Regions from separate parts of the Mus musculus genome. Here all the other regions are linked to region 2. The links are chromatin loops, found by intact Hi-C in ENCODE. Cell type or tissue: left cerebral cortex. All regions are shown on one strand. Region 1 overlaps Caln1 (calneuron 1). Region 2 overlaps Caln1 (calneuron 1). Region 3 overlaps Caln1 (calneuron 1).

Region 1 (8,000 bases), 110 kb before region 2:
AAGCTGAAAACATCACTGTCTCCAGCAAGGGTGGCTAGGGGCCACTGCTTGGAACTTTCCAAGAAGGGGCTTTCTGCCTCGTCAGAGTAGATTCCCTGTCGATTCCTTCTAGATGTCTCTTCTGACGCCCACAGCTGTCATCTTGCCCGAGTTCTCAGAAACCCAGAGCCCATTCTCATAGGGACAGGAGATCTGTTTCATAAAATGAAGAAAAAGGACAGAGCTATTGGGTGTTTCTTTCCCCCTGTGGTTTAGACAATTGTGACGCTGGTAGCCTGGTTAGTGGGGTCCCAAAGCGAGATATTCCAGTTACAGCTGATTCTAACATAACAAAACAAACAAACAAGCAACAAAAATGCTGTGCTGCCTGGAGCGCAGCTAGAAGGAAGGAATGGCACATCAGTTTCTGAGTATTCATTCATTGAGCAAGGATGCCTGCAAGCTGTTTGCCACAGACCCTCGGATAACACGCTGATAACCTTGGAGAGGTAAAAGGAAATAGTAATAGAGCCAACTGGAGCTTTCCTAACCTTGATCCCACTAATTTGGAACTTCCGTAAGCTCCCAAGGAGCTTATAAGTCAATTTCAAAACCTCAGCATTACCAAGTTTGGAGTTATATGCTCACCTCATAATAGCATTCAGATCACTAACTTGATTATATTAGCTATGACAGTGCACTTTAGCATTGGCCTTTCTGTACTGTATAATACTGTTTGGATAATCAGCGAAGGAAAAATCCTGGATCACTAGAACTCTAGGGTGGTGGGAAGTTACTTAAGATTTTTCCCCTTAGCTATGTGTTTGTTTATAAAGGTAGAAGTCAGGTGTGGTGGACATGGCTGGAGTCCTGACATGGCTGATGCAGGTGGATTACCAAACTGGAGGCCAGCTCGAGCTATGTTGTAGGACTCTGTCTCAGAACCATAATAAGTAAAATAATAAATAAATAAATAAGCAAATACATAAATGCAGAGGGGCGAGCATGCATACCAGACATCTCCAAAGGAATAAATGGGATGATACCCAACTGGGGAATGAGGAGCTTTCTCAGAGTGCTCACTTATAAACGCATGAAGAGCACAGTTTAGATCTCAGAAGCCAGGCTCATGTTGGCCAGGCATAGTGCCCTGCCTAAAATCACTCAGAAGTCAGACACAAAGACGTCTCAAGGATAGGCTGAGCTCCACTTTCAGCAAAAGGCCCTACTTTAGCATATAGGGTGGACACTCCCAATGTCAAGCTCTGGTTCCACATGCATGAACATAGGCAAACATGGGTACTTGTACATACACCTGTATTCATAGATGCATGTATGTGTGCCATACGCACATACACATACAAGAAACCCCACCCATAGTTGATAGTAACAGATTATACTAAGAATGATGACTACAGCAAAACTGAATCCTCTGATCATTTTATTGCTGAAAAAAATTAGATCCTGGGTCATCAGCTACATTTATAGTAAAATAGGATTGCTACCTATGGTGGTTTGAATATGCTTGGCCTAGGGAGTGGCTCTATTTGGAGGTGTGGCCTTGTTGGAGTATGTGTGGCCTTGATGAAGGAAGTATGTCATTTTGGGTGTGGGCTTTAAGATCCTCATCCTAGCTGCCAGGAAGCCAGTCTTCTCCTAGTGGCCTTCAGATGAAGATGAAGAACTCTCAGCGCCTCCTGCACTATGCCTGCCTGGATAGTGCCATGCTCGTACCTTGTTGATAATGGACTGAAATCTGAACTTGTAAGCCAGCCCCAATTAAATGTTGTCCTTTATAAGAGTTGTCTTGGTCATGGTGTGTGTTCACAGCAGTAAAACCCTTACTAAGACACCATCTTATACGTTGTTTCCTTTTCAAAAGACTCAAGCACTAAGTGGGTTGGTGGGGTGGCTCGATGGGTAAGATTACTCCTGAGAAATTATGAGAACCTAAGTTTGAATCCCCAACATCCATATTAAAGGTGGGCACAGCTACACGTGTCTGTAACCCCAGTATTGGGTGACTGTGGTGGCCATAACAAGAATGTCTACTGTAGGTCTGTATATTTGAGTACTTGGTCCCCAGTTTCCCTCTCTCTCTCTCCCTCTCTCCCTCTCTCTCCCTCTCTCCCTCCCCCCTCTCTCCCTTCCCCTCTCTCTTCCTCCCTCTCTCTCTTTCATAGCTGTGTCTCAATCTGTAAGCTCTCAGCAGCTGGCCCAGCCCCATGCCTGCCTGTCTGCTGCCATGCTCCCTGCTATGATGTTCATGGATTCACCCTCTGAAACAGTAAGCGCTGGATAAACCCCTTCTTCTATAACTTGATGCGGCCATGGTATTTTGTCATAGAAATAGGAAAGTAACCAAGATAACTGAAACTAGAGATAGAGAGACCCTGATAGTGCAGAAATAAATGGTTCGAAGCAAAGACTCTTGAGACCAAATTCCTGATAGTACAGAATAAAATGGTTCAAAGCAAAGACTCTTGAGACCAAATTCCTGATTATCTATATTTATGTATTTATTTTGTATTGGTAATACTAAGCACATAGCAGCCAAACTTTTCTACACTTGAAAAAGTCCTTCCATTTTTAGAGTCTTTAAAAGGAGTACTCTCCTAATGCAGACATCTGAGGGGATGTTGGGCAGGGTATTGAGGACCTGAGTTAAACTCCTAGAACTCACATAAAAAAGTCTGAGTGCATAGCAAGCACTTTATCCACTAAGCCATTTCCCTAGTTCCAAATATTAGATTAAAAAGTGTGTGTGTGTGTGTGTGTGTGTGTGTGTGTGTGTGCACCTGAGTGCAGTGTGTGTGTAGGCCAGAAGAGGGCACTACATCATCTAGAGCTGGAGTTACATGTAGTTGTGAGCCACCCAACGAGGATGGTGGGAATTTGTGTCTTCTGCAAGAACTCTTAACTACTGAGCCATCTCTTCAGGCCACCTGCAACATAACAGCTTTTTGACCATACATTCTTTATGTAGCTTCCTGCCTTTAGCACCACTGAAATCAATATTGCATTGCTCAGAGTTAAGAATTCAAGGCAGTGAAACATTGCTAGCATAAGAATCCAGTTTGTGAGTCAAGGGTGGGTCTGGAAGGGTTGAATGGGCTGCTATAGTCCCCATTTCTGGTTGCTAGTTTTACCTTGGGCATATCACAGTTGTTATCTGTCTGCTCTAACCGGTCCTTCATTTCTGTCTGCAGACAACTGTCTCCCAAGTTTCTTTGTCCTCTCCTCCTCCTCTTGGCCCAGTTACTCATGCACACTTAATCAGGCCAGAGGCTGAAGCAGAGACAAGCCAGGCAATGGCCCCAGGCATTAATGTTAATGAAAAATAAATTGTTTAATTCACTCCTTCTACTGGAGAAAGGTCCAAGGACCAAAAGATCCTTCACTGAGTTGTTTGATAAAAACACAAAACAATAATTAGAAATGGAAAGGGGTGGAATAAGTAATAGCCATTTTCCTGATGATTCAGCGGCTATGAGGAGAATGCCACATTCACAGGAACACTGCATTCTGTGTTCACATTAGCAAGGAATCAAGCCAAGGAACTGCCGAGTCTTGGCATGTAAGAAAACAGACTGAAATCATAGCAGAATTGTATTGGCTTAAACTGAGCAAGCTTGCTTGAATACAGAGAAGTGCTTCTCAGATTGGACATCATTTTTCACTTGTTCCTTTGTGTTACAGTTTAAATATGAAATGCAACCCCCCCCCCAGACACTCATGTGTAAAGACACAGAACCCCAGATGGTGGAGTTATTTTGAGAGGTGACAGAAACTTTAGGAGGTGGGGCTAAGCTGGAGGAAGTAGATTGGGGGGGGGGCAGGTCTTATCACCGGTACCTTTCTGTCTTGCTCTTCTGATATGCTTTCTGTCATAGGTGAAGAAACCCCTCCACCTTAGGGTCCTACACAATGACGTTCTGCCTAAGCATGCAAGTCATGAGACCACACACTAAACCCTCTAAAATTATGAGCTATAGAATGACTCTTTGGCCTGTACAGTGCTTCTGAGAGGTATAAGTAATCCATGCATATGAAGCTTTGACTGACCCCTGTCCTGTCCTTGCATCACTTGCAGCTACTTTTAGAAGCAAAGATTGTAAGTATTCCCATTTGATCTTCCTATGAACTGTGATTTCCCTTAACCTCTGACCTCTGATTGACCTCATGGCTATATGAAATCAAGACTCTGATCATGGGCTTCATCGAGAGAGGCTCTAAATTCATGCGATCTCCTGGGTCCTCCTCTCATTCCAAACTTGACTATGTATCAGTGAAAAGTGTTTGGTGTTTAATAGTGATTGTCAACATGACAAGCATAACTATGGAAACGCACACCTCAGAGACTGTTTGTAAAGGACTGTCTGAACTAGGTCGACTGAAAAGATGGTTTTCAACCACTATGACTGGTTTTAATGTCAACTTGCCACAAATGAATCATTTGAGTAAAGAGTCTCACCTGAAGAGCTATCCTGACTGCTTTGATTGATGTGGGGAGATCCTTCCCAATTTTGGGTGGTGCCATTCATCTAAATGCACATTAGAGATAAGAGGGTTTATTAGGAGGGAGGTTATTTTGCCTTTTACATACTTGGTCCTCCTCTAGCCACAGAGTAGATCTGCCCTGTTGCTGCTATTGCTGATTCCTTCGCTGGAAACAGAATCAGAATTCCCAAGCTTTTATAGTAGACTAGTAGACCAGAGTCTACTATTCTATTGCTCTAAAGAACCCTGGGTAAAACACCACCATCAATATAGGCAGCACCATCTGATGTGATGGAGTCCTGGACTGAATAAAAACAAGAAGGCGAGCTGAGCATCAGCAAGCATTAATCTCTGCTTCCAGGATGCAGAGGCAATGTGAGTGGCTGCCTCATGCTTCTGCAGCTATGCCTTCCCCCACCATGATTGACTGTATCCCCTCAGACCGTGAGCTGCAATAAACCTTCCTCCCATTTAAAGGCTTTTTTTATCTTATTTTATTTTTTGAGACAAAGTTTCACTGTATATCTCCGACTGGATTGGAACTCACTTGGTAGACCAGGCTGGCCTTGAATTCACACAGGCCTACCTGCTTCTGCCTCTCAAGCGCTGAGATTTAAGACATGTACTATATACATAGTCTTAAACTGTTTCTTGTCAGGTACTCTGTTGCAGCAATAAGGAACACAACTATGACAGATGTTAGACTAGAACATTTTTTTTCCCAGAATTACCTTTTCAGGCAATCTAGCTTTGTATTCACATGAATGCTTTTGGGTGAAAAGAGGAGGGACTGGCCACTCTGGGTCCTAACTGAGCCCATAATGGTAATGTACCAGTCACTATGACATGGCCTACAAGACACGGCACCATGATGAAAGCCAAGAATGGGTCAGCAGGCCATCATCAGGTTATAAAACTTTTGAGAACATCCAGACAGTCCAGACACTGTCACATTTGAAAGGTATGCAGCAGGAATGTCAGAGCAATCTCCCAGGAGCCTCTGTCCAGAGAAATAATGACTGACATTTAGACGATGTGCACCTCTGGTCACAGATAAAGACCACCAAGCACAGATGGCCCCATGGAAAAGCATTCTGAGCCAATGCAATGCTCATGTTCAAGGTTGCCCATCCATCCCATGTGCATTGCCAAAGAGCAACATCTGGGTCAGGTACAGAGAACTGCTACAGAGGGAAGAAAAACAGATCATCTCTATTACCTTGTGTGTCTGTCTTTGAACACAGGAACCACTTTCCATGAATGACAAAAAAAATTCATGCATACATATATGTGTATGTATATTACACCAAGCAAAGTACAATTGTGAGAGTTTTGTCAATTTGACACTTGTCAGAACCACCTAGGGATATATTCTCTGTGAGGGATTGTCTAGAGCAGGTTAGACTGTGAGCAGGTCTACGGGAGAGTATCTTGACTGGCTTAATTGATACGAGGAGACCCAGCTAGAAAGAAGGTGGCACCATGGATTGGTTTGGGGACCTGGACTGCACAAGAATAGAGAAAGCTAGCTAAGCATTAAGCATGCAATCATTCGTATTCTCTTTGCTCTTGACTGTGATTGCTGTGACCGGCTGTCTCAAGTCCCTGACACTGTTATTTCTTCTCAGTAATGACCATAACCTGAAATTCTGAGATAAAATAAATTTCTCACTGCCTCTAAATGTTTGTTGTCAGTGTTTTTATCCCAGCTACAGAAACAAAATTACATCATGTTTCTAATTTGGTAGACACCATGGTAAACATACAAAGGGAAAAATATATATATATAGAGAGAGACCACTTCCCTGGCTTCCTAAAGCATATTGTTTTTTATCATGATTTAATTACTGCTTTTCATTTAATTTTCTTTATCCCTATAAAACCTATTTGGGGATTTACTTCTGTTGTTACAGCAAAGGAGAAAAGTCCAATAAAAGTCCCATCCTAGAAAAAAACCCTATAGGATATCAAATCCATGTTCAAAATCGGTGTTTAAAGAAGCTGGTTAGATTTCCTGCCTCCCATATGTTAACCTGTCCCCTGATACAACCAAGCGAAGACTTTCTAGAAGTTTCTAAGGCTCCTGGTGTACTTAGGCAGAAAGCTAGGGTGATGGCACAGTCAGTAAGCACTTTCCAAACAAGCATGAGAATTTGATCTCCCAGAACCCACAGAAAAACATGGGTATATGACATGTATGTGGAATCCCATCCCTGGAGAAATTTAGGATCCCTGTGCCATGATGGCAAGCCAGTCTAGTCAAGTGAGCCAGGTCCAGGCTCAGAGACAGACTGTGTCTCAAAAACTTAAGGTGGGGAAGACACCCAGTATTAACCTCTGGCCTCTACAGGTATGCATGCACATGTATACACACATACACATTCATGCATGTACCCACATGTAAGCATGTATGTACACACATGTACATATACTCACAGACATGCACACACACATGCACACACACACACACATGCACACACACACGCACATGCACATGTACACAGACAGTCCTAGACAAGCAGATTCAGGGGTGTGAGGCTGTGGTGAAATACTATGAACAAAAGCCACTTAAGGAAGAAAGGTTTCCTTTTAGTATAGGGGGCCAGGCCGGAGGGACAGAATCCATAATGGTGGAGAAGACAGGGTAGCAGGAGCAGGAAGCAGAGAGATCACATTCTATGCACATACAGGAAGCACAGAGAGTGAACAGTAAACAAGGTGAGGTTATAAACCCTCAAAGCCCACCCCTAGTGGTATACTCCCTCCTTCATAACCTTCCCAAACAATGTCTCCAGAATGTTAGTCTGCTCTCCCAAGTCACCAGTCACCAAGGAAAGTTTTTTTTGTTTTTTTTTTTTTAGAAGTGTTCAAATATGGGAACTGATTCAAGCACTGTTGCATATAAGTTGGTAGCCCATAAGCTCCTTGGTAATTACATATGGTAATACCCAATATGTGACTTCTGCTGTGTCTGCCTTTTAGGAGCTGGATGTGGAGAATTCTGGGCTCCTTCTGCAAATAGCTTCTTATGGTCCACAAAAGAGTCCTCTGTGCTACCTCGGATCCAAGACTTGCTCGGCTCTGAGACTTCCAGGGAGAAACATCAGCTCCTACAAACAGCTCTCACATGATGGAGGACAGATTCCAATGAGCATGGGAAGTGCCAGATGTGTAAATTAAAACTTTAGGGAGACACCATCTCACCCCAGTCAGAGTGGCTATTGTTAAGATAACAAATAGTAAATGCTGCCGAAGGCCTGGAAATGGCATCTGCTCCTGTACTGGACTGCGGTGTGCCTCAGAGGGGTTCCTGCCTAGAATCTCCTCAAGAGGGGCCAGGGCATGGCTTAGTTGTGCAGAACTTGCCTAGTACATAGGAGACCATAGGCCCCATCTTCAGGAACACCAAAAGAGGAAAAAAAGGAGGAAGGGAGGAAGGGAGAGAGACAGAGAGAGGATTGGGGGAGAAAGGAAGAGAAGGAGGGAGCAAGAGAGAGAGAGGGAAGGAAAAAGGGAGAGAA
Region 2 (8,000 bases):
AATGAAGACAGAGTAAAAAATGAATGTTAAAAATACCAGGGTAGAAAACAAGAAGGAAAAAGAATTATTCATTAAATAAAAAAGAGTACGTCTCAAAAAAAAAAAAAAGTAAAATTGACAATTATCTGGAATACCAAACCCAAAAATATTATTAGTATCATTAAAAACACAAATGTATGCTGTGCTAAATACTAAGGAATCCTGAGAAACAGACTGAAAAATAACTTTAAATGCTTATTGAAAGGCTAAGCATACTGGGACACGCCTTTAATCCCAGCACTTGGGAGGCAGAGGCCGACTGGTCTCTGAGTTTGAGGCTAGCCTGGTGTACATAGTGAATTCTAGGGTAGCTTGAGCTACATAGTGTGACTTACTGTTACTTACTAAATGTTTCAAGCAGGGTGTGGCAGCCCACACCTACTTAGGAGGCTGAGGCAGGAAGTATGCTGAAAGTTTAAGGTCAGCTAAACTTCAGGGAGAGCTCCAGGCTAGCCCGACTACAGAGTGAGGTACTGATTCAGAAAAAGAAAAAGAAGTAAGTATTAAGTACAAGGTTAGCCTGGGCTATATAGAGAGACTTTGTCCAAAAACAAACAAACAAACAAACAAACAAACAACAACAACAACAACAACAAAAACCAATAAAAGAACAAAACCAAACAAAAACTACAACAGAAGACCACTGTTTCCAGTTGAACGAGGCTCTATGTGAACCAGTTGCTCAAAGTCAAGTTCATAGAGTCTTCAGTATATGGAAATTACTATAGATCACAAAAATAACTTTAAAAAGTAAACAAATTAATTTTATCATCCTAGGATAGCTATGGCTCAAGACTAAACGATGACACATTAATTATGAATATGGATGAAGGAAAAAATCAAAATCAATGGTAAATCAAAGTTTTAAATTGCATTATAAATTCAATGTTAAGAAATGACCCAGTGTGATGAGTCTTCCCAATCCTAGCAATGTTGGGTTTATTTAATATTATGAAATTAGCTGACTACAGCGTTATGTCAATTATTTGAAGCGCAAATAAACACAGCCCCTGCTGTCACAGACTCAAAGGACAGCTGATGGGAGCTATCGCATATTCATGATTACAACGTCTACTGGGCCCAGGATTCTATGTCTAGAGAGTGCACTGGAGGTGAGCACGGAGCTCAGCGTTTATCAGTCGGAGGAGCTTCTTTCTGCAGCAGCAGGTGATGACTGCGCGGAAACCCCTAACTGACCAAAAGCCCTGTGAAGAAATGATGGCGGAGCTTCAGCTCTAAATGACGCTACCCTATCACCTGCTCCAAGGCCCAGGGAAGGTCACAGAAGGCAGGAAAGAGAGAATGTAAATGCCAGAGGAGGGGAAGATGTGAAGGAAAAAAAAATGCTTTCTGGACAAGGCACAAAGGTTGTACCCAAGAGCTGTAGCTTTCCTTTATCTGCACTATGCTTGTCCCCCCCCCCGCAACAAGTTAACCGCAGATCTCAGAGGGAGGGGCCGCAAGGCTCCACCCCTGTCCAGGGGAAGACTGACAGTTCTTGGCTGTTGGAGGAGGGGAAGGCGGTCATTTCCTCAGGAGTGGTGTGCTACAGATAAGCTGCCTTTGCCCTAGTAAGCAAGTCCCCACCAACTCCCAGTAAGAAACTGACGCACAGAGGGGGACCTGTGAAGAAGAAAGGCTCCTGGGGATGGGGAGGGGGATGAGAGAGGGCATTGGGGGAGGGGAGTGGAAGTGAAGAAATCTCATTGTGTACATGTATAAAACTGTCAAATAATAAAAAACCCGTAGGTTAGAAGTTATTTTACTACAATCAAATACCCGTTATATTTTTAGTAATGAGCAGGTTTTGATCAATACAAATGGAACTGAGCTAAGCATTGCCACCAAGACACAAAGCACTATAATTTGGAGACAAAGTCACAGCAGACACAGAGAGCCTAATAAACTAGGAAACCCCATGCGCTGGGTGTATTCTCCTAAATGCATATATCCAAAGGCTACCCACCCTGGTGCTTATGCTGGGATGCCAGCTACTGGGATGCCCTACAAAGGACATCTAATATATGAGAGACTCCACAGGGCTGGAGAGATAGCTCAGCTCACAAAGTGTTTGCCTTGCATGCATGAGGACCTGAGTTCGAACTTCAGAATCAACGTTAAAAGCTTAGTGTGGTGGCACATGCTTTCAACCCCAGAGCTGGAGAAGCAAAATGGGGGCAATCCCTGAGGCTCACTGGCCAGCCCGTCTAACTCTGCAAACATCAAACCTAGTGAAGAGACCCGGTTTTAAAAGCAGGAAGACACCCAGATGTCAACCTCTGGCTTCCACGTGTGCACACATCTGTCTTACCCTTCTTGTCTTATGAGCGATCAAGAAGGCAGCTCTGCAAGAGGGCCATCAGTAGAGCTTGATCATGCTCCAAGCTGCTGAGGCTGTGAGCACTACCCTTCTGTGTTTTATAACCTACCCAGCCTATGGTGCTTTTGCTAGAGCAACAGACTATACGCTTGCTGATGAGACAATTCAGAAGATGGCCAGAAAAAGCCTGAGTCCTAAACTACTTTCACTAGCAGGAAAAAAAGAGAGAGAAAGAAAGAAAGAAAGAAAGAAAGAAAGAAAGAAAGAAAGAAAGAAAGAAAGGGAAAGAAAAAGAAAAAGAAAAAGAAAAAAGGAAAGAAAAAAGTAAAAAGAAAGAGAGTTAGAAATATGCCCTGAAAAATTAAAATAGCCTAAGTCAGAAAAATAATACACACTTAGCCAAACAAGACAGTGTAAGGTCTGTAGCCTTGTTTCTGCTTCAGAGGACTTACCTGCATGAGTCCCAACCAGCTTCCACAGGAAACACTGGCCCCTGAGCACAAAAATTAACTTAAGAAGGGCAAGACAAGATTTAAACCCTAATGGAATCAGTCTTAACTTCCTGTTCTTGTTTTCTGTTTTCCTATTCATTCATTCATTCATTCATCCATTCATTCATTCATTCTCATTCTCCCTCCCTCTCTCTCCAACGCCCCTCCTCCCCCTCCTCTACCTCCCCCCCCCCTCCAGAGGAGGATTTGTTTGTTCATTTCTTGTGGATTTTTTTGTTTGTTTTGTATGTGGTTTCGGTTATGTTTGTGGTTTTGGTTTTTTGGTTTTTGGTTTTGGGAATTGTTTGTTTGTTTTAGAGACAGGATCTTACTTACTAGATAGCTGAGCTGCCTTGGAACTCAGAGCAATCCTTCTGCCTCAGCTTCCTAAACCCTGGGATTACAGGGATGTGCCATCTGTTTGTGTAAGTCTCCGTGAACATCCCGTGCCTTCTGGAAATCTGATTTGCATGACACACTGTGTGCCAGGGGCTTGGAGGATATGACACACTGTGTGCCACACATTTGGAGGATGAGTTAACTGAGTGGAAGAAAATAACCCTTGCTCTTATCCAAAAGACTAGTGATTGACTTTCAGTAGAAGTTGGGAATGCTCTTTGGTATATAACAATTATGTATCTTTTTGGGTCACTTTCTGGTTACTTTTTCTTCCAAAGCCACTGAGCAACTAACTCATTCCAGCCACAGGCTTAAGAAACAGACAATAACGATTTCAAATGGATTTTCAAAATTGTTTTCCTCTTCTCCTCGCTTTGGAGACACAGTGTCATGAGCCCAGGCTGGCTTCCAACTCAATTTGTGGCCAGGGTGACCTTAAATTTCTAATCCTCCTGCCTCTACCTCCCAAGCGTTGCTGTAGCAAGCATGTGCCACCACACCCGGTTTATGTAGGGTGATGGGAATAGAAGCCATAGTTCTTGTGGTAGGTAACTATTTTCCCAACTGAACCACATTCCTAGTCTTTAAACTGCTCTGATTTCTTCAATTAGAACATCGGTTCAGACACTCTCCTAGAGTGAGATTGTCAGCACATAACTTGGGTTTGTGTGGAGCCCCATCTGTTCACTTGGCAGTGGGTTTTCTGTGGCCTCCACAGCTGAAGGCCACATAGCAGCTTGGGGTGGGCAGCTGCCACTGAGCCAACTCCACTCAGTACCTAACCCTCCCCTCCTGGCATCTGGTGGCTGTGATTCATTTGGATTTTGTGTTTGCATGCTTGGACATCAGCTTCATGCTTTGTGCTTCACTGAAGTGGATATATATATATATACATATATATATATATATATATCCTTCAAATCCAGCTTCTCTTTATTTTGCCATGGCAAAAATTGTTTTATAATGCAGTTTGTTTATATGAAATTTTGTTAACTTTTTCAGATCCATAAGAAAACAGAATTGACAGGGCTACTGAGTGTGATGGCTATTCCTGGTTACCAACTTGACTACATCTGGAATGAACTACAATCCAGAAATGGAGGATGCTCCTGTGATCCATACAGATCTTGAGGCTGGAAGACACAGGCTTCTTGCTTGGATCTTAGCATGGAGATCTTGAGGGATAAGCCATAAAAAGCTTAGGCCCAGGCAAGGTAGTACACAACTTTAATTCCAGGAGACTGAGGCAAGCAGATCTCTGAATTCTAGGCTAGCCTGGGACAAAGCAAGTCCCAGATCCAGGCATGGAGGTACATACCGTTAACCTGGGCCATACCTTCTGCTTGAGGCCTACATAAAGACATTGGAAGAAGGAAGGCTCACTCCTCTTTGCCTGCTTGCACTTACTTGCCAGTACATCTGTTGGAACCTGCTTCTTCAGGATTCCAGCTTCTACAGAAGACCAGCTGAACAACTAACCTCGTGGGACTGAGCAACTATTAGATTCTTGGACTTCCCATTCACAGCTGCCCATTGCTAGTTGGACTACAGAGTGTAAGTCATTACAATAAATTCCCATAATATATAGATATATTCCATAAGTTCTGTGACTCTAGAGAACCCTTACTAATACAGTGAGGCATGCCTGTAACACCAGCACTTGGAAGGCTGAGGCAGGAGGAGCCCAAAAGATCAAAGCCAGCAAGTGGCATATGGCAAGGATCTAGTCTAACAAAAAAGAGGGGGACTAGGGGTGCAAGATGACACAGTAGGTAGACACTTGTCAAGTTAAAGTAAGGGCTGGCAATATGGGTGAGCAGCTAAGGGTTCTTGCCACCCAACCTGAAGACCTGAGCTCAATCACCAGGACCCACAAGGAGCAAAACCAGAACTTATCCCCTGACTCACACACATATACCAGACTGCATGATCTGTTCCCCAAATAAATAAATGAATATAATAAAAACAACAACAACAACAAAATAATCCATACTGCCTAATTATAGACATTTCTGGAAATAAAAACAAGTAAAAAGAACAAAAATTATCTTCCCTTTTATTGAGATCGATAATAACAAGTACCATCAGATTTATTGCATTTCTTGCAGCTTTCCTCTATGAATACAAATGGAGTTAACAGATGACTATAAAGAAATGCATAATAGATGAACATAAATGAATTTATAATAGCGGTAGAACATCTATGTAATTACACCATAAATCTAATCTCTAGAGTGACTTTTCCAGTGACTAAAAGGTAATGACATTATTTTTAATAATTGTACAATATTCCATCCTTCCAGCTGCACTTGCTGACAGAATTTAGGTGATAGATTCGTAGATGTTGAATTGATTTTATAAGATTTATGTTTATTTTTACCGTGTGTGTGTTTGTGTGTGTGTGTGTGTGTGTGTGTGTGTGCGCATACAAGCATTCCTGCTCAGAGGTCAGAAGAGGGCACCAGATCCTCTGGAGCTGGAGTTGCAGGCATTTGTAAGCTGCCAGCCTTGGGCACTGGGATTCAAACTCCAATCCACAGGACATAGCCGCAAGCACTCTTAACAATGTACAATTTCCTGGCAGTATATGGGTTTGCTCACTTAAGTCACTCATTTAAAAACATATTCTTACAGTTATTTACTTGTGTGTACATTACTCCACGTGCAACTACACACTTGTAGAGGCCAGAAGAAAACTTGTGGGAGTTGTTTTTCTCCTTCCACTGTATAGTTCCAAGGGGTTGGACTTAGGTCGTCAAGCCTGGCGGCAAGCATCCTCACCTTCTGAGCCATATTGCCAGCCCATAATTTATCCTTACAAGCAGCTGGTAGCGCTAAATCAAATCTCAGGGAAGACACAAGCGTGGACCACATACCTTCATCCCGCAGTTAAACCAATTAGAATTTAATCACAGACACTGAACTTCTGCGGATTGCAAGAGCCCCAGTCCCAGTAGTGAATTAACTGACTAAGCTGAGATCAATTAAAGTTAAGTTGTAAATAACTGACCAGCTGGTGGATTAAGCTTCGGCCAGTTGTTTTCCATGCTCCACTTCCAGTTGCTTTGTCAAACTTCCAGTCTTGTACGCCTAACTTCTGGCTTTCTATGCCACACACACACACACACACACACACACACACACACACACACACACACACACACACACACGCACGCACCCACGCACGCACCCACACACGCACATGCACACCATACCTCCCACCCCACCCCCCACCTCTAGTTTCTCTAAGTGCTGTTAGATGGGGCTTCTTGGCTGGAATTCTCAAAGCCAGCCCTATAGCCCTAGGCTTCCCCAGACCTGAATCACATTTCTGAGTTTTGGTTTGTGCACGTAAACTCTACTAAATTTAATTCGTCAAAGGAACCTTCCTTTTAACAGTAATTAAGGAGGACGCTATTATCATGTTATTTTTCAATTATGGTGTCCCTTGGGGTTCTGGTGAGGTTGTCTTGTTTTACCCTTTCTCCCACCTCACCCTGCCAGCTGCTGGAAAGACCAACGCATACCAACATGGCCAGCTGACAGACTATTTCCCTGTGTGTGCTGAAAGTATCTCATGGGCTGAGGATGTAGCTCTGTGGGATCATCCTAGATTCTGGGTTCCATTCTCAGCAACCCATACACCAGCTAAAATGCTGCAACACCCATAATCCTAGTACAAAGAGGGTGGAAGGAGAAGGATCAGGAGTTTAAGGTCATCTCTAACTTCACAGCCAGTCAAGGTCATCTTGGCATACATGAGGGTTTGTCTCCAAAACTGAAAAAAAAAAATTTAAAAGGAGGCATAGAGCTATAGCACAGGGCAGAGTACTTACCTGGTATGTGCAAGGCCCTGAGTTCAAATCCCAGGATCACAATAAACAAACAAACAAATAATCTCTTAGCTGTTCTTTGTTCCTCCTCTCCTTTCTCTATTGTCCTAATCATCATTTCTCATATTGCTTTAACAATGCTTTTTACATATGATTTATTTATATTCATCAGTTGTCATGGTCTAGTCTGTTTTTTTTTTTTTTTTTTTCATTTAGGGGAAGGGAACAAGGGAGAGGGAGGAGGGGTATTTGTCCCCAGGGAATAAAGGACTGCCTCTGGAGACAGAAGTGGTCCATAGGAAAATGGTGGCTTATAAAGGTAAAAGGGTAAATGCCTGTGTTAGGATGAGGCATTTAATTGGACATTTTAACTAGGTGAGCCAAGGGGAGCTTTTGATTGCTGAACTTCAATATGTTGATATCTGGACCTTGGTGGTCAATCTCAGGAGGAGCAAGTGGCCAAATAAGGCAATAGACCTTTGGTGACTAGCTTTAGGAATGTAATCTAACAGTTTTTAGCAAGGCAGAGGACATGGCTGACAAGGCAAGGCCAGTCAGAGCCATGCCTATCAGTGTCAAGCTGGCCAGAGTCCCTTCAATAGATATGTACCAACTGTTAACAAACTATTTCCATGTGTGTATTGAAGGTATCTCATGGGCTGGGGATGTGACTCAGTGGGTTATGTGTTTGGTTTCAAGTTAATTTCTTGGTCACTGCCACTATTAGATCAGAATCCTTTTACTGTGTTTGTTTGTTTGTTTGTTTGTGATCACCACATGCAGTTGACCCCATCTGGTGTCACAACCCACAGTTTGAGAAGCTGTGATCTATAAAACACTATTTCAAATTTGTGTATTTTTAAAAGATTTTTAAAATGGCTTTTAATTAACTCTCACCAAGGAGGTTACCAACTGGAC
Region 3 (8,000 bases), 100 kb after region 2:
TTTTTTAAAAAAGACTTCATGGAATAATTTTACATGACATAGTTTGGGGCTACCAATATACTTCCTTAGTTTATTCCTTTCCTTCCAGCTTAGTAATAAGCACTATCATAATTTTAGTATTTATCATTGACTTAAAAGACTTAAAAATAATCTGAATAAGTGTGTCTCCATATATATGTGTATGTATATGTATGTATGTACAATCATTTTAAAGATTTTTAAAAATATTGTGCATGTGCATGTGTGTGCAAGTGCCCAAATATGCCAGAGGAAAGTATGTTGCAATAAATTCATGTCTGTTTCTTCATATATATTGTAGAATATTCTTTAGACTGCATACACAGATAAAACATTTAATATGTTCTGTTATATTTTTAAGATTTTTTTTATCTTTTAATTATGTGTGCATTGTGTGTCTGTGTGGCTTTCTACGTGTGAGCAGAGTGCAGGAAGAGGCTAGGAGTGAGATGTTAGAGCCGCTTCAGCTGGAGTTACAGACAGCTGTGGGCCACCAGATGTGGACACTGGAGACCAAACTTGGGTCCTCTGCAAGAACAGCATGTGCTTTTAACCACTGGGCCATCTCTCCAGCCACTACAGGCATTTTAAATAATGCTAATGTTTGAGTCTGAAATGTCCCCCACAGGCTGATACAGCGCTTGGACTTAGTCCCCAGCTGGTGCCATTATTTTGGGAGTTCATGGAACTGTTAGGAAGTGGCATTTCCATGGAGAAAGTGGGTCACTGTGGGGCAGGCTTGAGAGTTACAGCTCAGGCTTAGTTCTAGCCAAAGATCTCTCCACTTCCTGATCCACCAAGAAGGAACCAGAGATCTTATCCTCCACCAATGTGAGACACACACACACACACACACACACACACACACACACACACACTTTCCGCACCGGGAGAGACTGTATCCCCTTAACCATGAGCCAGAGTAAATCCTTCTTTCCTTAACTGCAGCCAGACATTCTGCCATAGCAATGAGGAAAGTAAATAATACACATCTATCTTTGTGTCCACAACACACGCAGAAGCACAAGATTGATGTTGCAAATCATCCTCAATGACTTATTTACCTTACTCATCAAGACGGGGTCTTCTGCAAGAACAGCACGTGCTTCTAGCCAAACCGAGAGTTCACCAATATAGCTAATTCTGCTAGTTAGCCCACTTGGAAGGACTCCTGTCTCTGCCTTCTGAGGCTGGAATGACAGGCCGGCCACCACACCCACCTAGCATTTACGTGGGTTTGTAGAGATCACAACTCTGATCTTATTTGCAGAGCAAGTACTTAAACTGCTGAGCCATCTCTCTAGCCCCACAAATGTATATTTATACATACCAATCTTCACATTCTGCACATACAACTACCCATATCTAGTTATATACACACCTAATTCTTTACTTATAGTAGTTTTCTTGAAGTTGCACAGTTTCAATAAAACCATGAAACATTAGACAAAAGCAAAATGGGACAAGATACAAAATAATCAACTTGTGCTTCATCTGTGTGGAGACAGAAAACAATGCAAAACATGATAGCTAAGAAATCTTTTTAGGGCCTGAGGAACTGAACAGACATCAGAGAAAACCATAACTAAACTCATGGAGTAGCTGATTTAGCTGTAAAGAACGTTACTGGGCTACCTGACCCATGTGGGTAGAGCTTCTGTGGGTCGGATGCTGTACGGTGATGTTTTTATTAGATCTCCTATTGTGGTTATGACTCAGTGCAGAGTGTCTCTGGGAAACACACTGTAGAGACCATCACGCCTGCTGCCAACTCCACAAAGGTTTAGAAAAGATAATGGTCAACCTATCTATCATCTATATTTATCTATTATCCAACACACATATATTAACATATCAGCCATCTCTTACCTGTCATCTATCTATTATCTACCATTTTTTAAAAAAATCTGTCTATCAAATGCCTATCTATCATATACCTCTTTAATTTCAAGACAAGACAGTGGGTAAGGAAGGAGAGAAGGAGGGAGAAAAAAGTAGTCTCAAGTGTCACCCATCAGAGAATCTGAGAGAATTATATATCGAAGCTTTCTATACTGTTCTTGTAACTTGTCTCTAAATTTTAAATTATCTAAACAGAGTAGGAAAAACAACACAAGGGCCTATTGGATGGCAACTCAAGTACAGCCACATGGTACAACATTATGTCCAACAACAACAACAACAACAACAACAAAAAATATATATATATATATATATAATTTATTAAATAATATGAGAAAGCAAATATTGTCAAGATGACTGGATATAAAGTTATCGATACCATATGCTTATTTATTATAAAAATATATGCCTCATGGAAAAACACATAAGGAATGTCTATATCTGCTGCTATAACACAATACCCGAGGTTGGGTACTTAATAAAGAAGAGAGGTTTCTTTAGTTCTAGGGGCTTGAAACAATCTGGTTGAAAAGTCTCAAGGCAGACAGCATCACAATAGCAATGACACATTCAAAAGCTGGAGCAGGATATGTATAAAGGAGATGCCGGCATTAAAACAACTTATGGGAACTAACCCACAGTCCCATGCAAACTACATTTATCTCCTTCAGGAATGAGGTAGGTCCTTACGACCTATAAAGTTCTACTAGGCCACACCTCCTAAAGAGTTCCCTGCCTCAACACTGCCACCTAGGGGGCATGCAAATGATAAATTGTAGTATGGCTTCTTTTCCTCCATGATGCCATCATGGGGCAATGATAAAGTGATCCCATAGCAATGGCAATGAAATGAGCAGAACACTACAGAGATGACTAGGTCTATATCGATGGCCGTGGAGCTTTGAACACTCTCTGGTAGAAGATGGGAGGAGGGTCACAGAACTCTCACCTGGAGTCTGGCCATTACTCCCTCCTGTCTTCTCCTAACTGTGAGATCCTCAGAGTTACTAGAGTATATAGGAAATGGACAGTTAAATGCAAAGGGGCCGCAGAGTGCAGCTTCTGTGAGGTCGAGATCTATAATGGGCTGGGTCTTAGTAGTGATGCAACTGGTTTGGGGTCATCTGACAATCTAACACAATCTAGAATACGTGGGAGAGAGTCTCAATGAGAGACTGTTAAGTCAGGTTGTCATATGTGCAGGTTGTTTTGATTATGTTAATTGATGTAGAAAGACCCAGCCTGTTAGTGGGCAACAATGTTACCGGGGCTTGAGTCCTGAAGAGTAGAGGAAGTCGGATGAGTATGAGGCACACATGAGGTAATTCTCTCTGTGTATGCTTTTCACTCTGGATATGACCAGCTTTCTCAAAGTTCCTGCCTTAATCTCCCTACAGTGATGGACTATAACATAGAATTGTGGACCAAATAAATAAACCCTTTCTTACATCACAGGTTTTTTTTTTTTTTTTTTTTTTGGTCAGGATATTTTTATCACAGCAATAGAAGTGAAACTTTCATATCAGGGTCCAATGGGTACATAGCTCCTTACCTGTGCTCTCCAATTAAACCAAATAAATTCATTTGTTTGCTTTGCTGGACTTTGATGGAGCTGTGTTTGGCCTATTGTCAGTTCCCTATGTAAGGTACACAAATCTCCCCAAGAAAAGTTAACACAACACCACAGGAGAAAGAAAAGACCAAAAAGAGTAAGATGAATATTAGACTACTAATATTGATAGTGATTTTGTACAGAACAAGGAACAACTAAAATGCCAAATAAAGCCAAAATAGTGAATGAAGTGGAGGTGTGTTAGTTACTTTTTGTGTGGCTGGGACAAAATATTTGACTGATGCAACTTAAAGGAGCAAGGGTTTTCTTTGGCTCACAGTTTCAGAGACATTTCAGTCCTTCGTGGTGGGGAGTGTGTGGACATTTTAGAGCATGAGAACAGGTTGTTCATGAGATAACAGACCATGAAGCAGGAAGAACAGAACCAGACTATAACTTTCAAAGTTCTACCTCTAAGAATCTATTTCCTCCAACCAGGTCCCAACCCCTAAATGTCCACAACCTTCAGAACAGTGCCACCTGCTGGTGAACAAACTTCAATACATGAGTCTGTGGGGTACATTTCAGATTTCAACCAAAGCAAGCCTTTTGATGGCACTCTTTCTACATTCCAGTGCCCACTCCCCACAAGATTGTCTGAAATCTTATTTTAGAAAATTCAAAGCTTTTCTTCTTGTGTGAGTTCCTCTGGAAACTCTTTTCTCCCACTGACTATCCATCAATTCATCTACACGGAATAAAAGAACCCCAGACACTGACCTTCTACGGGTTGTGGAAGTGTGGATTTTAACCCAGGCTGAGAAGCGAGTTAGATAATCTTCAAAGACGATGGCAGTCACCCCAGTCAAATGCTATGAAAAGCAATTTGTTTAGGGGGAAGAAAAGCCATTTCAACATGAAAATTGGTTTTGCGACAATACACTTGATAAAAACAGCCCATAAAGGAGCTGTTGGCATGCCCATCTTCCCTGGTGCATGGGGCCTGTAATCTCACTCATTACCCTTTCTATCAAGCATGTTGATATAATGGAAAATGAGGTTTTCCCAATGGAAAGTTAACCTGGGACATTAAAAAAAAAATCTATGAAGCAGTAAAGCAAAACTGTTCACACATTCTATGGAAGAAAGAAAAAAAAGGAAAAATACATAAAAATGAAGCCTCCGTCATTGCATGGTTCCTACCTGAAAACATTGCAAAGGTTCAGCACTATAATCTGTCGCTCAACCTTGAAAACACTCACCCCCTCCCCTTCTTGTCGATGATACCCAACACTCAGAGAGGTACCCACTTGTGACATCATGTCTGAGCACTTTTGGCTTCACTGTGAAATCCCTGTCTGCCTCCCACTTGAACGTGGTCTGAACAAGTTTTTGTAGGTTGGCTACCCAACAACAGAGAATACATTTAAGGGTCTTGCAAAATTGGGCCACAACCACACCACCACACATTTCTGAGTTCCAGCTTTACACCCATCTGTTCTAGTTTCATTTCTGTTGCTGTGATAAAATACCCTGACAGAAAGCAACTTAGGGGAGAAAGGATTTATTTTAGCTCAAAGTCCAGGTCATAGTCCATTACTGCAGGAAAGTCAAGGCAGAAATTGGAGACAACTAGCCATAGAACTGTCTCTATCAGGAACAGAGAGAATTGAATGCATGTGTGCTCGTTGGCTTGTGCTCAGATAAATCTCTCTACTCTTACAAAGTTTAAGACTTTTTATGTAAGTAATGATGCCACCCACAGTGGGCTGGTTCTTCCCACATCAATTACCTTAGTCAAGACAATCCCCCAATGAAATGTCCAATGGTCAACCTGACCTAGACAACCCTTTATTGAGACCCTCTTCTTGGGTGATTTTATATTTTTGTCAAGGTAACAAGTAAAGATAACCAGGAGACATTCCTGAGTAGTGACACCAACTGTCTGTTCTATTGCAGTAAGGCTTTTGTTTCAAAACTAAACTATGAAAATGTTTTGATACCCAGAAGATCCTCTTTCTTGTTACTGTTCTGCAAATGGCAAATGGCTATGTATTCTTTAAGATAAACAGGCTAATGAGATGGACCCACCAGTAACGTGCTTGCTTTGCACGTTCAAGCTATAGAACTGAGTTCAACCCACAGACAAAAGTCAAGCAGGGTGACAGGAGTTGTAATCCCAGCTCTGGAGAGGTTGATACAAGTGGACTCCTCCAGGCTAGCTTATGCTGATGAAAGAAAATAAACAAGGCAGACACCTAATGGATGACAGCTAAGATTGTTCTTTGGCACATAAGTGCTTCCATACTTGCCCACACAAAGATCCACATCCAACCTCAGGTTTCCTACCAAGATCTCAGGAAGGAAAGGGAAACGGCTACCTCTCTCCTCCAGTAATCATTCCAGAACATTCTACCAGAAGGATGGTGAAATGCCTACTCAGAAAGACCCAGATGTTTTCATCAACTCTACCAGCAAGATCAGCTGGAAGGAAAGCTGGATGTGGATATTTCCCCTCCCATTGGTCAACAGAGAATAGACAGTGGGGAGAATGTTCTTGGGCTGGTTCTCAAGCCTGAGAGGTTATTGGCTGAGGTCGATAACCTCTGGCTCAATACACATATCCTATTGAAAGGTTGTCCCTTGACTACTCTATAGCTCTCTATTACCTGCCCAGACCATGCCAGTTAAAGGCTGGTAACATGGCATAGTTGTAGAGCTCTTGCCTACAATTCCCCAGTGAAAGGTTTGGAGTGTGGCTCAGTGGGAGAGCACTAGCCCAGAAACCCCTGGTAGGGGGTGGCTCAGGGTGTGTGACTCATCAGAAGGAGTGGGACAGGGAGAAGGAATATGAATCTCTTTCTAGAGACCAACATTAACAGAAAAGAGGTACAAATGGAATCCTATGGGTAATGTAGCCTAGGCTGGGGAAAAGCTTGTGTAACGAACCTTAGAGGGTGGGTTCAGTATCAAAGCAGCAAAGAGGATGAGAATACCAAAGTTGACTCAATCAAGCCTTCCCACTTATCAGTTATCCTCTGCTGGCCAAGTTGCTACTTTCTTTGTGCCTTAGTTTCTTTATCTGTATAATGGGAACAGCACATAAACCTGATCAGATGTCAGAACACAATGCCCAATAAGTAACTGCTGTGAGCCAGGCATGATGGGAAATACCAGTAGTTCCAGCACTTGGGAGGTGGAAGCAGAAGGATCAGAAGTTTAAAGTCAGTGCAATAGTTAATCTTAACTGTCAAAGGATGAAGGATCATTTGAGCAATGGGCTTCTCAGCATGCCTATAGGGAATTAATTATCTTGACTAGGTTAACTGATGTTGGAGGATCTGGCCATTGTGGGTAGCACCATTCTTAGGGATGAGATTTTGGGCTGTATGAAAAAGAGGTAAGATTGGGACATATCTCTCTATCTCTGCTTGATAGGTATAAATGTAAGGTGACCAGCCAGCCACCTGCTTCTGACACCATCTCTTCCCACCCAGATGTCATGTCTTTGCCACCATGATCCCCCAGAACAGTAAACAAAAATATACTCTTTGTCAACTTAAGTTGCTTTTATAAGTACTTTTGCTTAGGTTGCTTTTATAAGAGACATGACATCCTGCTTCAAAAATTATTTTAGGAAGTAAATGTTAGCTGATACCATGATAAAGATGATGTTGGTAGCTGTGGTGGTGATGATGATGACAATGATGGTGTTGATGGTGGTGACGATGGTAATGATGGTGATACTAATGTTTTGTTTTGGTTTTTTGTTTTTGGTTGGTTGGTTGGTTGGTTGGTTGGTTGGTTGGTTTTGTTTTTCAAGACAGGATTTCTCTATGTAGCTCTGGCTGTCCTGGAACTCACTCTATAGACCAGGCTGGCCTCAAACTCAGAAGTCCACCTGCCTCTGCCTCCCAAGTGCTGGGATTAAAGGCCTGTGCCACCACTGCCCTGTGATGTTAACATATTTTAATATCAGTGACCATTACGGTGATAATGACAGTGCTACTGCTGTTGATGATGGTTGTGATTATGCTAGTAGAGTGGTGATGATGGTGACCACTATGATGGTTTTAATAAGAATGGTTGTGGTGAAAATGGGGATGATAAGAATGGTGATGATTTTCATGTTGATGGTGATGCTGAGGAGGACAGTGATGATGGGGACGGAGGGAATGTTGATGAGGATGGTAATAATTATGGTGGTGATGCCAATAATGCCAATGTCAATGTCACCGTCCTACAGTGGGAGGCTAGCATTCTCAATGACAGAAAAATAAACACTGCCTACAAAGTAGACCGTATTACCACCTTCAGCCAACACTAATTCTTCCATTTTCCTAAGCATCATCTAGGTAGAGTCTTCATTACCACCTGCCAGACCCCATGTACATCCAGGAGGGTTTCTGAAAAGTCCTTATGTGTGTCTTGTTAAATATTCATTCAAAAGAAGAAAATAATAAATGCAGTACTCCATCAATATCCAGCAACTAGAAGCATGTTGACACAACTTTGACATAAGCCTTCT

The links. A loop is a pair of places that touch in the nucleus more often than their neighbours do. Peaks named below come from ENCODE experiments on the same cell type or tissue, not always from the same donor. Only the 100,000 strongest peaks of a DNase experiment are listed, where the experiment ranks them.
Region 1: it touches region 2 in a loop (4-fold over the local background); 2 of 42 quality-filtered maps call a loop at or near these places.
Region 3: it touches region 2 in a loop (2.8-fold over the local background); 2 of 42 quality-filtered maps call a loop at or near these places.

What each region holds. Positions count from the first base shown.
Region 1 is chr5:130,788,478-130,796,477 of GRCm38, reverse strand. The region is part of intron 4 of Caln1 (calneuron 1); the gene reads right to left. Among named protein-coding and RNA genes, the nearest start is that of Gm40337, 63 kb to the left of the region's middle. In left cerebral cortex, no CTCF peak of the experiment used is centred here; DNase peaks (open chromatin) are centred at 68 and 3,549; H3K27ac peaks cover 1,440 bases.
Region 2 is chr5:130,682,116-130,690,115 of GRCm38, reverse strand. The region is part of intron 4 of Caln1 (calneuron 1); the gene reads right to left. Among named protein-coding and RNA genes, the nearest start is that of Gm40337, 170 kb to the left of the region's middle. In left cerebral cortex, no CTCF peak of the experiment used is centred here; a DNase peak (open chromatin) is centred at 3,979; H3K27ac peaks cover 262 bases.
Region 3 is chr5:130,581,125-130,589,124 of GRCm38, reverse strand. The region is part of intron 2 of Caln1 (calneuron 1); the gene reads right to left. Among named protein-coding and RNA genes, the nearest start is that of Caln1, 140 kb to the right of the region's middle. In left cerebral cortex, CTCF peaks have their summits at 2,682 (motif pointing left) and 4,005 (motif pointing left); a DNase peak (open chromatin) is centred at 4,895.